2 separate regions of the Homo sapiens genome follow, and region 1 is linked to region 2. The links are chromatin contacts, found by Hi-C or POLR2A ChIA-PET in ENCODE. All regions are on one chromosome and are shown on one strand. Each heading gives the region's core, a stretch centred on a gene start or an enhancer-like site at or near the end of the contact. The rest is flanking DNA. Distances are from core to core; before and after follow the strand shown. Region 1 overlaps PKD1L1 (polycystin 1 like 1, transient receptor potential channel interacting). Region 2 has its middle 43 kb from the start of LINC00525.

The links. Hi-C counts contacts between places; a loop is a spot of excess contacts on that map. ChIA-PET counts read pairs that join two places held with the same protein, here RNA polymerase II (POLR2A). Pooled maps may share reads with other maps.
Region 1: a loop to region 2 is called in a map with no recorded cell type, with 7 times the contacts of the local background. The contact joins two enhancer-like sites. A Hi-C loop is called at or near these places in 12 of 37 single-sample maps with no recorded cell type and 6 of 50 pooled maps. POLR2A ChIA-PET finds 5 or more read pairs at or near these places in 1 of 52 experiments (A673).

The regions. Positions count from the first base shown.
Region 1 is chr7:47,935,239-47,942,339 of GRCh38, forward strand. PKD1L1 (polycystin 1 like 1, transient receptor potential channel interacting) reads right to left here. Exons shown (of 57, transcript NM_138295.5): 3 at 4,955-5,079; 4 at 1,608-1,720. Among named protein-coding and RNA genes, the nearest start is that of PKD1L1, 9.7 kb to the right of the region's middle. RefSeq lists enhancers at 2,408-2,487, 2,938-3,107, 5,951-6,574, 5,967-7,101 and a silencer at 6,954-7,101. Within about 2 kb of position 3,698, at least 4 of the 41 ENCODE cell types and tissues checked have a DNase peak (open chromatin) inside an H3K27ac peak, as active enhancers do.
Region 2 is chr7:47,715,305-47,722,085 of GRCh38, forward strand. No RefSeq gene overlaps it. Among named protein-coding and RNA genes, the nearest start is that of LINC00525, 43 kb to the right of the region's middle. RefSeq lists a silencer at 527-821 and an enhancer at 527-821. Within about 2 kb of position 5,192, at least 3 of the 41 ENCODE cell types and tissues checked have a DNase peak (open chromatin) inside an H3K27ac peak, as active enhancers do.

The DNA of each region.
Region 1 (7,101 bases), core at 2,448-4,947, 220 kb after region 2:
TCTGCTCAAGCAGCAAAGAATGAGTTTTCTTAACTGGGGCTCCAGGGGATGTGCCAATCTACCCAGTAGAATCCAAAAGAAGTAAGAATTTCACACAGAGATGCTCTGCCCTGAAATGGATGCTACACAGGGCCTCAGCGATCAGATTTCCGGGGGACAGACAGACAAATCCGGCCATAAAAGGTAGGCATATTGTTAGCAAAATGGAGTCCGAAAAACAACAGACCTGGGCCCACGCATCCAAGTGTCTGGGTCACAAACCATCTGAAGGGTCCAATTCTCCCCAATACTGCTGTCAGCAAAGACTCGGAGACTGCAATGGGGGGGAACACAGTCAGGTGTGCAGCGTGGCCTGCCCTCACAGGTGGCTGTCACGGATTCTTCTTTTCCTAAATTTCCACCTAGGGGCTGAATCATGTGCGTCCATTGGCACAGGTTGGACTTGGCCCGTGGTCTCCCAGGGCATGGTGCCAGCCACATGCTCTGCCCTGCCCCCTGTCCTGTCAGGTTTGAGGATTTTACAAATAAATAAAAGGAGCAATATTATAGCAGCAAATCAAGAGTAAAGATCAGGTGGATTGGAGGTATATCAGAAAGAACTGTGATCAGTTTAGCTGTTCTTGGCAACATTGATGGGCCACTACCAGTCACTGCCTTTGAACAATAACATGAAAGGAAAAGTCGCATCGGTGAAAACAGTGGAACTGAATAATAACGAGGAAAACAAACATCTACATTTACCCATGTTTTTCCTTTAAGAAAGAAAAGTTACATTTGTTCTTTATATGCTTAAATGTTTAATTTCCATTAGAAGGAGTAAAACCATCAATTTCAGGTACAGGGTGACATTAGAGAAGGCCAACTATTTTTTAAAATTATGTCTACTTTAAATTTTGTATTGCCTGGTGCTATTGTGTTTTTTTAAATTGTGGTAAAACAATAACATAACATTTACCATCTGAACCATTTGAAGGCACAGTTCAGTGGTGTTAAGTGTATGCACATGTATATGGTTGTGCAGTACATTTTTAGGACTTACCCATCCTACAAAACTGAAGCTCTGTGCCCATTACACAACCCTCCGTTCCTCCTCCCCACAGCCCCTGGCAACCACCCCACTCTCCTTTCAGTGTCTATGAATGTGACTACTCTAGGGACCTCGCATAAGTAGAATTATAAAGGATGTGTCTTTTTGTGACTGGCTTATCTCACAAAGCATAATGTCTTCAAGGTTCATCGAATGCTGTTTTAAAGTCTGTATGTTATGCACCATGAAATAACCAATTACCATCATGTTGAGTGCTTGTACCCAGAAGGCTCACCATATTCCTTCCCAGATTTCAAAATAGAGATGATGATGATTCTTGTATGACATCACCTTCTACGGCTCCCAGCATTCGGGGGTTTGTCATACTACCTGTTCTACTCCTGCAAATTAACTTCAGAACACCATTCTTTTTTCCATCAATTTAAGAGCTGCATTTGCTAACCCACCCTCGGGCCATGTAGGAACAAGCATCGACTTTCACATCTGAGCAATTCTTTGTAAGTTCCATGTCATTTGCATGTTCAGAAAAGCAATATTTCGCCATGGTACATTGACATACCTATCAGCACTGTTATCACAATCCAGAGGCGCCTGTGTTTTTTCATTAACAACAGCCTGTGTTTTTTCATTAACAACACTTAACGCTGCTTCACTAGTTGTTTTCCAAATGTTCTGTAAGAAAAAATAATAAAATAATGTGAGAGAGCTGCTTATGAAAACCCAGTACATTTGGGAAAGTAATATTACTTCATTAACAAAATAGCAGTGGACCCCTGCTGTGCGCCCAGCACTGTGCTGGGCACCAGAGAAGCAACAGCGAGGAAAGCAGACAGCTTCATCCTCCCAGGGCTCCTGTTCTGCCAGAGGAAGCCAGAAAGCAAACATGTAGCCATAACAGCATCTGCTGGGGGTCGTGCTGCGGAAGAATAGAGCTGCAGGAGGGATTCGTGCGGGGTCGGGACGGGGTGGGGGTGGGGGGGGGGGGCGCGGTGCTTTTTTATACACAGGGTCAGAGAAGGCCGCTGTGTGTGACGACATCTAAGCAGAGCTGGAAGAGGAGGAATGCAGAGCTATGCCGAAGGTGGAGGCACACCTGCTTCACTGCAGGAGCAGCAGAAGTCTCGTGGGGCTGCAGCCACAAGTGGGAACCAAGAGAGCACAGGAGGTGACCTCAGAGTTACGGGAGGCCAAGTGGGGTCAGACTCAGGAAGTGGAGTTTCATTCTGAATGAGATGGAGGGTTCTGAGCACAAGAGTGGCACGCTCCAATGCACAGAAGCAACAGTGTGGTTGCGGTACTGAAGAGAGCCTGGCAGGCAGGAGTGGCAGCAGGGGATCCACTCAGAGGGCTATGAGGATGGCAGGTCTTGATTGTGGAGTGAAGGCAGAGGGTGAACACCTCTGAGGCTATGGGGTGGCCGGGCTGGCTGCTGGACTGGAAGTGAGATGGAGCCCAAGAGAGAACTCAGAGACAATGCCACTGGGCTTGCTCGGCCTGTGCACACTGAGAGCTTAGGTGGGGTGGGGGCATTGGAGGGCAGGTGAGGGGTGCTGGGAGCCCATCTTGGTCATGAGGCCTCTGTTGACCTTGCATTGACCTGTGCAGCTCTCCTTGTGACAAAATCTCAATCCTGGTGGCACCAGGAAAGCAGGGAGGTGCCCACGGCACAGGAGGAGGGGGGACACTTTTGGCCTACGGGAAGCTGGCCACCTTGTTTCCTACACAGGACGCCTGTCCAGAGACAACGCCCCACTGTGGACATGATTACAAAAAGCAGCCACCATCCCTCAGACTGAGGGCCCAGGGCCTCACTCTGGCTCTTGAGAGAGCTGTTACCAGAAGTAGTTCCAGCCAGTTAAGAAGTTAGTATAGGTTAACCAACGGCCCAGCCCCTCCCTGGGATGTGCGCTCCCTGTGCTGTGGGCCTTTTACAGATTTGTAACTACAGGACATCAGGTGCTTCATCTTTCAGGAGAACAACACAGGAAGGTGTCAAGAAGGCCAGAGTGGGAGCTGAAAGATGCCAGCTCGTGCCTGAGTGCATACGCCTGGCACCTGCCCCTCTTCTGTGACGAGAACAGGGAACCCCTCTGTGGCCTCCCAGAGCAGGACCTGGGTAGATCCTGGCAGTTTCCTGAGGATGTGAAACCCAGGGGCTGAGACAGCTGCATGTACCTACAACCCCTAAAAGGCATGGTGCTAGTGAGCAGCATGGGAGACACAGGGCTTTGCAAGACACTATCCTATAACTATGCCCAATCAGCAAACTGCCCAGCACGTCCAGGAGCTGGTGTATGGCCCTGTGTGACCTTCGCCTGAGCCCACTGGGGCTGTAGAGAGCAGAGCGGCCAGAATGCAGCTTGGAAATGGGTCTCCCAGTCAACCAAAACCAGAGAGCCCCCTGATTGCACATTTCACCAGGACCAAGCCCTTTGGGACATGATGGTCAAATCCTAAAGGCATCGATCTATGCCCAAAGCTGAGGTCCCAGGTGGCTGAACCTTGGAGTCACCTGGGTGGGGTGGGGTTGAAGCACCATCACCCTGAGCCACGCCACAGCATGTCTGTTAGAATCTTCAGAGGCAGGGCTTGTGCATGGTTTTGTTTGGTTTCTTTGACTTTTAAGCTCCCTAGGTGATTCTGCATAGCAGATCTGCACCAAGTGTTCAAGAAGCATGAGGTCTGTTTGCCCCCTTGTGTTTGGAGGTGAGGGCACTAAAAGCCTAAGGAAGTCACTGTATGTGGCTATTTACATTGTGTAATGTGAGAAACGCAGGTAATATCACCTCCCCTCTAAAACACCTCTCCCCAACCTCCTGTTCTCAGAACCATCAGACGCTCATCTTACTAAATATCCTTCCTTGGGAACCTAAAAATGCCTCCTTGAACTTTCGCTGACAAAAGTGATGGCAGAGCAGAGAAAAGCTCCCAAACACAAACACTGTGGGTTGAGATCAAATTCATTTCAATATAAACTCAGATGGATGTGCTACGGAGGGGGTGGTTTAATAACGCTGCTCTGCATGAGGAATACTGAAAAATGAACTGCAGGAGAGTCTTTGCCAAGGACAGCAGAGGTTCTGGGAGCTTCAAAGAGAACTGGCTTCTTTAAATTTGAACTAGAAACGCACAACTCTGGGCTGTCTGTGCATGTCCCTTTGGAACCAATGCTTATTCTGGGTGAAAAGCATGTCTCACTCAGAAGTTTTCACTCTTCTCTCGGACCCCACCCACAGATGTGAGAGTCACTCCTCTCACGCTTCTCCTCCATCTCCAGGGCATTGCCCAGGCCTTCAGACCCAAGCCCTGTTAGCTACTCTGATAAACAGATGCAAGGGAATTCACAAACATCCAGGTAGCCCAGTCTTAATTAATAGGGGTCTTCAACGAGCTCCCCACACTGCGCAAGTTAAGCAGGGTTTCAGTGCTTTGGCTGCTGGAAGCCTTGTCTGTGCTGGAGCCATCTCGGGGCAGCTCCCACTCCCCACCTGGGGGACAGCACCCACTCCCCACCCCGGGGATAGCCCCCACTCCCCGCTTGAGGGGCAGCCCCCACTCCCCACCTGAGGGCTACCCTCCTACTTCCCACCTGGGAGGCAGCCCCTACTCCCCACCTGCAGGGCAGCCCCCACTCCCCACCTGAGGGCTACCCCTCACTCCCCATCTGAGGGCTATCCCCTACTCCTCTGGGCTGGGCTAGCCCTGCCTGCACTTCTTATATGTGGAACTATGCTCTGGAGCTGAATTAAGGCTTTATAAGTCACACTTGCTTCATTGGCACAAACACACATGATAGGAAAACAATCCCTGATGAATTCCTGATGAAACATGGAGGTGCTTTTTAGCTGTACTGTACATGTACTGTATTCAGGAAGAAAAGCCTAATTTCCCCAGATCCAGGAATACCTTCTGCCTGGAAGCTGATGAGGATGGGCTCTGTGATTCCCGGTCTTCTGCCTTTCCATTCAGAGCACACCAAGGACAGCCACACTTCCCATCACTCATAAGAAGCACATGATTAGCATAGACCTCTAGAGAAAAAAAAAAAAGCAAACATTCTGAAGACTGCAATGTGCTGGGAAGGTGAGAACATAAAGCTGGAGAAGCCCTAAGTTATACATAAGGTCAAAGCCACCTGGGCCTAACAACGGGCTGATCATGAAGATGCGTGTCCTTGGGCTGCCGTGTCCTGCTGTGTGTGTTTTCTTTCTATTTCCTTGCTTAAACAATGTCTTAGGTGTAGCCCACACTAAGCAATATGAGGAAACGCACAACCACCAGCCACGCTGATAATGAATGCCTGTTCCAGAAACACCCAGTGGTCTGGTCATAAAATAATGAGGGTCAAAGGTCCTGCTCAGGGGTGTGTAGTAGAGGGGGCAACACCACAGTCGGAAGGAGTGGTTGGGGAGCTGTTGGACAAACAGGAAGACCATTAAAGACACTCCAAAGTTTATAAGCAGGATGTTCCCACCCAGGCAATCTGGCCCTGATGGTAGCACGGACCTGGCTGACGTTCACTCCTCCCATCTCTGAGGGCTGAAGGCCGGGCAGTGAGCGGAGCCAGTGTCCACCCGGCTGGGAGGCTGAGGGCCCTGCCACATCCCATGTCTGTGAGAGCATCTGGAATAGGATCTGCGCACAGCTGACAACTGTTGCCAGCGATGACAGGTCCTTGAGTGTTTGTGATGCCATTCTCTCTACTCATGCAGATGTTTGAAAATGTCCATAATAAAAGTTAAAAGAAAATATTTCTGCTAGACCTGGCCCTGCACAGAGCCACTCTCAGCAAGAAGCCAGGCGACTGCCTTGGGTGCAAGAGCTGCTTTCCCTGAAGCCCCCACCCCTCTCATCCCCAGGTAGGAGGGGAAGGAAGTGGGGGTGGCGGGTGAAGAGGGGACTGGAGCACCCTGCTGCTTTTCTGTCAGACCCGAGTCCCTGTAAGGAAACCTGTTTCTGCCTGGGCTCTCTTAACCCCAGTCTGTTATTCTGGCCAGCTTTGCTCAGGCTAAAAGGAACCCAAAGGCCTGCAGGCCGCCGAGAGCAGCAGGTTCTCCAGGAGCTCCAGGCCAGGGCTGGGCCATCCTCACAGGGGATGTGGCTTCCAATCCCTGCACCCCAGCAGTGGTGCTGGCAGTCAGCTTGCCCCTAGCCTCCCAGGACACTCTCAAGTTTAGCCTAGGACAATATCAAATCCAGTTTTAACATTGTGAGTCAAAGTCACTATTTACTGTCAAGAGTCCAGTGTATTAATATCTTGTGATAACAAAAGCTGAGGAAAAATCAAAGGCCGTGTTCCTGGCCTAATATGTGACGTGCTACAAATGCCATCGAGTGCCATTGAGCACCCATGCAGGCTGGATGCACCAACTGAGGTATGAAGTAATTTCCTGAACTGGACACATCCGAGAGGAAGAAATATTTAGAAAATGTTTCGGAATAAGCTAGAATAGTCAAGTGACTCATATTTCTCTGAAACCAATTAGTCATCAAAGTCACTGTGCTCAAATTATCTGGAAAAAAAAGTGGATATACCCCTGAACAGAAAGAAATAAATAAAAAATCATAAAAAGTACATAAAATTGCAAAATTGAATAAAGTATGTCACAAAAGGAGAAATAAACTAAGTGAGTGAAACTAATCCTGAAATTGGCTTAATTGTCCCACAGAAGTGATATTTATAGGTTTTTTGAATAAACATGGAAACTGACTCTCCTAGTCTTAAAACCTGAAACTTAACATCCATCTCATCTGAGTTCTTCCCTCAGGAAACCAACCCAGGAAAGGGACCCACCAGATCCCTGCATCCAGCCAGGCCCCTCATTCCTCAGATTGCTTCCTCACCCCTCTCTAATTTTGTTTTCTCGTCTTCCCTGCTATATAAACCCCCAAGTTTTAGTCAGATGGGGAGATATATTTGAGACTTTATCTCCCTTCTCCTCATCTGCAGCACCTGATAAAGCTTTCTTCCCTGGCAATCCTCGCAGTCTTCATGATGATTATGCTCTGTACGTAAGCAGCAGCAGCAGGATGTCAGGCAAACCCCTGGCATT
Region 2 (6,781 bases), core at 3,942-6,441:
AGCAGCAATAACCATCAAAACTTTCTCGGCAATTTGAGGAAGTTCCATTGGGTGCTGAAAACACAACTGTCCTTTGAACACAAGGATTGACTGTGGGGGAGATGCTGTGGTCTTGGATGGTTGTCATTTGCATAGTTTCTCTTTCAGGTTTCTTTCCTTCCAGCCATGCAGACCAACATCCAATATGATCACAGCAGATGCAATCTCAGTCTTTACTTAAAGTAAGCTTCCTTTGCTACAGAAAGGCCTAATCTTTTCCATTCATTTTTTGTGGACCACCACAGTGCGACACCCCCACCCCAACCCAAGTAGGCACATGACAATTGTGAAGTAACCAGAGGTCATTGGTTGTGACCCGCGGGTAGCCATTTTGACCCATGAAGGCCCTGCGTGGGGCAGGGCAGGTTACATGTCAACATATACTTCTGGAAAGTGCTTGATCATATGTTCAACTAAGAAACCATTGGCACCTCCTCTCATCCCATGCCTAAGTCCTTTCCTCAGCATGCTCTGTTAGGGAGACCCCACCTATTTTGTCTCTGCCTAACAATCATACATGGGGGCCTAATGTCCCTGGTGTTACAGATTAATGTACAACATTGTCACCCCTGCTAAAGAAGGACTCGCTGGGCTTCCCATCTGTAAACAAGAAGGCAGGGCTTGCATGCATGAAACACAAGGACCCTGGACTTGGTGCAAAGGGCTCTGACTTGGTGCCCGGCTCTCCAGCTGGATCTAGGCCTGTCCTTTAATTTTCATGTCTCAGATGTCTAACCCGAAAAAGGGGAGAGAATTCCAATCATTACTCTGTGTGGAAAAAGTAAAGCGTCTCTTTTTTGATGGGATCTTTATCCATTAATAATTTAGTTGGACTAAATTATTTACATTTAACTTGTTAAAGGTCTATTTATTTATATATTTTTAAATTTTTATTTATTTATTTTTTTGAGATGGAGTTTCTCTCTTGCTGGAGTGCAATGGTGCGATCTGGGCTCACTGCAACCTCTGCCTCCCGAGTTCAAACGATTCTCCTGCCTCAGCCTCATAAGTAACTGGGATTACAGGCACCTGACACGAAGTCCGGCTAATTTTTGTATTTTTAGTAGAGCCGGGGTTTCGCCATGTTGGCCAGGCTGGTCTTGAACTCCTGACCTCAGATGATCTGCCTGCCTCGGCCTCCCAAAGTGCTGGGATTACAGACGTGAGCCACCGCTCCTGGCCCTATTTATTTTTTTAACCTAATGACCTAATAGCACTTAATAAATAAATTTATTGTCTATTGATGATTCCTAATACATAAGCCATTAAAATCCATCCTGGAAGAATGCCAAATATTATTCCGAATTAAAATAGAAAGTAAGAAATATCGGGGTTTGGTGCAGTGGCTCATGCCTGTAATCCCAGCACTTTGGGAGGCTGAGGCAGGTGGATCATGATGTCAGGAGTTTGAGACCAGCCTGGTTAACATGGTGAGACCCGGTCTCTACTAAAGATACCAAAAATTAGCCAGGCATGGTGGCGTGCACCTGTAATCCCAGCTACTCGGGAGGCTGAGGCAGGAGAATCGCTTGAACCCAAGAGGCGGAGATTGCAGTGAGAGGAGATTGCTCCATTGCACTCCAGCCTGGGCGACAGGGCGAGACTCCATATTAAAAAACAAAAACAAAACAAAACAAAACAAATATCAAGCTTTGTAAAAGTGAAAAAAATCCTTGCAACTATTCACAGTTTGTCATATGTGTAGGGGATAAGTATTGAAGTGGGCAAAATATTTTCTCTCCCTTTATTTAATCATCACAATTACTCTACAAGGCAAAAGCAATTAGAACAGTGTCTGGGCCAGAAATAAATCTGTATATCTATGGGAAGTTGATTTTAAATTAGAGCACAAAGACAACTCTTTTTTTCTCAACAAATGGCTCTAGGACAACTGAAATCCACATGCAAAACAGTGAAGCTAGACTCAAACCTCACACCATATACAAAAATCTACTCAAAAATGGATCAATGACCTACACGTAAGAGCTAAAGCTATAAATCTCTTACAACAAAACATAGGACTGAATCTTCCTGACCTTGGATTTAACAGTGGTTTCTCAGATATGACACCAAAAGCACAAACAACCAAAGAATAATAGATAATTTCAGTATTCAGAATATAAAAAGAACTCATACAACTCAACAATAAAAGGACGAATAACCTAATTAAAAATATACAAACTGAATAGACATGCCTCCAAATAAGATACACAAATGGCCACTAAACACACGAAAAGATACTCAACATCCCTAGTCTTTAAGAGAATTAAATCAGTACCACAATGAAATACCATTTCACATTCACAGGATGGCTGTAATCAGAATGACAGACAACAATAAGTGTCAGTGAGGAAGAAGAGAAATTGGAGCACTCCTACAAGGCTGGTGGGAATGTAAAATTGTATAACCACTGTGGAAACAGTCTGGAAGTTAAGCATATAATTACCCTACAGCCTAACAACTCTGCCCCTAGGTTATATACCCAAGTGAATTAAAAACATGTTCACACAGACCGGGCGTGGTGGCTCATGCCTGTAATCCCAGCACTTTGGGAGGCTGAGGCGGGCGGATCACGGGGTCAGGAGATCGAGACCATCCTGGCTAACAAGGTGAAACCCCGTCTCTACTAAAAATACAAAAAAATTAGCCGGGCGTGGTGGCGAGCGCCTGTAGTCCCAGCTACTCAGGAGGCTGAGGCAGGAGAATGGTGTGAACCCGGGAGGTGGAGCTTGTGGTGAGCCGAGATCACGCCACTGCACTCCAGCCTGGGTGACAGAGCAAGACTCTGCCTCAAAAAACCAAAAAACAAAAACCAAACAAACAAAATGTTTACACAATAATTTGCATATGAGAGTTTTTAGTAGCATTATTCATAATAGCCAAAAGGTGGAAACAGCTCACATGTCCATCAGCAGATGACTGGATCAACAAAATGTGGCATATAGGTGCAATAAAATATTATTCAGCCGTAAAGAGGAATGGAGTATTGACACGTGCTGCAAGGTGGGTAAACCTTGAGAACTTTATGTTAGGTGAATGAAGCCAGATCCAAAAGACCATGTTTAATATGATTCAATTTATATTAAGTGTCCAGAATAAGAAAATTCATAATGACAGAAAGTAGGTTAATTTGTCATTGCCAGGAGGTGGGGGTAGGTGATGAATTGGGTGCAGGATTACTGCTAATGGGTACAGGGTTTCTTCTAGGGTGATGAAAATGTTCTGGAATTAAATCATGATGATGGTTTATAAACACGCTTTAAAAAGCCACTGAATTGTACACTTTACAATGGTAAATTTTATTACACGTGAATTTTCTCAATTTTAAAAATAAGTGCCTGAAACCCAGGGAGCACCTGGTAAGTGACGACTATTGTGACTATTAAATCCTGTCACCAGCCGCAATTTACACATGACGAACCATCTCTGAGGGAAAAGGTGCCTCACCTAGGGGCACAGGGCTGGATTGCACTGCTTCCAAAACCCACCAGTTAACCAAGATACCTTACATCTCTTCAGGATTCGTCTCTTCAAATCCTGCCAGTGACTTCCAACCCAGAGGGAGAAGGAGAAGGTAATATGCTGAGCAAAGAAATGTGTCTGATGAGAGTATGGTTTCTGTTTATTATATAGACAAGTATGACAGCATTTACATTTGCACATCTTCCTCTGTGATTAAGCATTACATGTTGTCTTCATGTAGCATTGTTGACCAACCTCCATTCAGAATGAAGTTTAGAGAACACATGCGGCTTCTTGAATCTGAGAAAGTGTTACTATGATTGTATTCCAAAGCTCCTACGAGCTTAGCATCGCCCTCAACCTTTGGAGTTGGAGAGAATGTGGAAGTTCTGGGTACACTGTTAAGTACTCCATAATGGCGAATTCCAGCAGTCATAGTGATCACCGAAAGGTCCTAATAGTAAGGCGTAGAAGTGGTGAGAGATTGGAGCCCTTGTGTTGGGGGGCAGGGAACATGAAATAGTGTGTCCACTGTGGAAAACAGTATGGAAGCTTCTCAAAATATGAAAACTAGAATTACCATATGATCTTGTGAGTCCATGCTGGATATACATGCAAAAGAATTGAAATCAGGGACTCAAGCAGATACTTGCATACCTGTGTTCATGGCAGCATTATCCACAGTAGCCAAAGGAGAAACAGCCCAAATGTCCTCCAGCAGATGAATAGATAAGCAAAATGTAGTATATGCATACAATGGAGTGTTATTCACCTTTGAAAAGAAAGGGAATTCTGTCACATGCTATGACACGGATGAACTTTGAGGACATTCTGCTACAGGAAATAGGAAATAGCCAGGCACAAAAGGACAGATACTGCATGATATTTAAGGAACCCAGAATAGGGACCTAGAATAGCTAAATTCATGTGACAGATGTAGAGTGGTCAAATTCATAGAGACAGAAAGTAGCGTGGTGGCTGCCAGGGGCTAGAGGGACGCAGAATGGAGAGTTTGTGTCGAATGGGGACAGACTTTCAATTTTGCACAACGAAAACATTCTGGAGATGAAGCGTGGTGATGATTGCACAATAACGTGAATGTGTTTAGATATCACTGAACTGTATTGTACGCTTACAATGGTTAAAATGGTAAATTTTATGTTAAGTGTATTTTACCACATTTTTTTTTTAAGAAAGAGAAGGTGCAGAAGTTGTACCAGCTCACCTTTCTGTCAGTGAGCCTCTTAGATCAGACAGGCCAAAACTTCTGGAGACGTTCAGGCCACTGGGGTCCCCTTTCCCCAGCTGCCAAGCTGTTTTCTGATTTTCATAGCTGCCCTCAAGGCCTCCTGGCCGATCCTTGAACTTGCTGCGAACTTTATGGAGATTGGTGATTGCCCTGCTTCCTGGTGGCTGGGCTGCTATAAATAATAATAATGCTGATAATGAAAAGAATTGCTCAGGGTGCAGCAGGAGGCTCGCCAGGCTCCCAGACTCACGGGGGGAATGGGGAATGTCATGTCCAGGGGCTGCTTTATGTACTTGGTGTTAATAAATCATAATAATTAGATACTGGTCCAAGTCATTTGAAATTCATTTCTTTCATTCATGCAGCATTGCAGGAAGATGAAGATGCTGGCTGATTGACCTCATTCTTCACGTGCACTCAGGGCTCAGGGCCAGCGCAGGGCTGGGGAAGCTGCTTTCTTCCCACGCCTCCAGGGCCCAGCCTGGCCGTCTCACAACCTGGCCTCCTTCTTGTCTGTGAGCTCACACTCTCTTTCTTCCCCCGCATGCAGATGGTGATGATGGCCAGGACACTGGCCACCTGCCTGCAGCATGCCCAGGGCCTGGGCTTTGAGGCTTGTCTTCCCATCCTGAGTGCTCCACATGCTTTATCTCACTGGACCCTCACAACATGCCTTTGGCAGGTGAGGAGGCTGAGGCTGAAGCTTGGCCTTGAATGTTGGCATGAGTCCTCACCAGCGTGTGTATTTGTCAGGTTAGACTGGGCTCTGCCGTGGTAACGAAACATCTACTAAATCTCAGTGGTTTCACATTGTCCTTGTTTATTTCTCACATATGCAAAATCTTCTGTGGGCCCGTGACTTCACAGGGCAGCTGTCCCTTGTACAGAAATCGAGCCCTGCAGGCTGCTCCTGTCTCCAAGCTTGGCCAGCTCCAGAGAAAGCGACCTTCACCTTCATGGTGGGGGAACGTCCATGGAGGTCTGTCACCCGCATGTTTACACTTCTGCCCAGAAGTGACACACGCACTTCCTCTCATGCCTTTTATCCAGAGCAGCCACAAGCCAATCCCCCTGCGAGGGTCTTGGGGTGTGGAGATCCTGGGCCTCCGTGAGCAGAACTGGAGGTGAGTGAGCTCCAGTGAGGTCTGCAGCTGTGTCTCCTCATCTCAGTGCTGTTGACCTTTGGAGCTGGAGAAATCTTTGCTACGGAGCCTGTCCTGGGAATCGTAGGATGTTTAGCAGCATCCTTGGCCTCTACCCACCAGATGCCAGTGGCACCATCCACTTATGACACCAAAAATGTCTTCCACATTGCCAAATGTCCCTTTGTGGGCAAAACGGCCTTTAGTTGAGAACCCTCGGGGCCTGCACCATGCTGTGTCTATGGATAAGGTGCCCAACGCTCTGAATCTCTTTACTAATTTCGAGTTAATGCTGCCCACTCTACAGAGATGATGTGAGGATGAAATGTCTCTGACTCGTGTGAAAGTGTGCAGCACTGAATCCCAACTCAGTAGGGCCAGGGCCCTGTTTTTGCTTCCCACTGTATTCCCAGTGACTGGCATGGAGGAGGCTCTCAGTGTTGATTGAGATGATGAATGAATGAATGCTCAGTCCTGGCATAGGACAGTGCTGAGTAAGTGGCAGTTCCACCCCCACCCCATGACCTATTTACACACAGATATGGGTTTTTGGGCCTTCATGGAGGCAGGAAGCAAGGGGCAGAACAGGATGGCCCTGTTGCGCTTCTCTACCTGGCCGACAGGTGTCCCCCCGAGCCCCTTCTCACGGGGTACTGCTTCCAGAAAGGCTGTGATGGGGCTGCTTGCTCCCCAACTCTCCTTTTCCCTGGCCACTGGTCAGAGTCTCCTGGGAAGGTCTCGGCCGCAAGTTGGCCAGCCCGAGGGGGTCTTCGTCTGTAGGGAGTCTGTGCTTCTGCGGGGGAAGAACCTCCTGGGGAGCACATCTGGTGCTTTGACTCTGATGTCAGATCAGACAAGTCCAGTGCTCAGCAACCCCAGACTTCGCTGA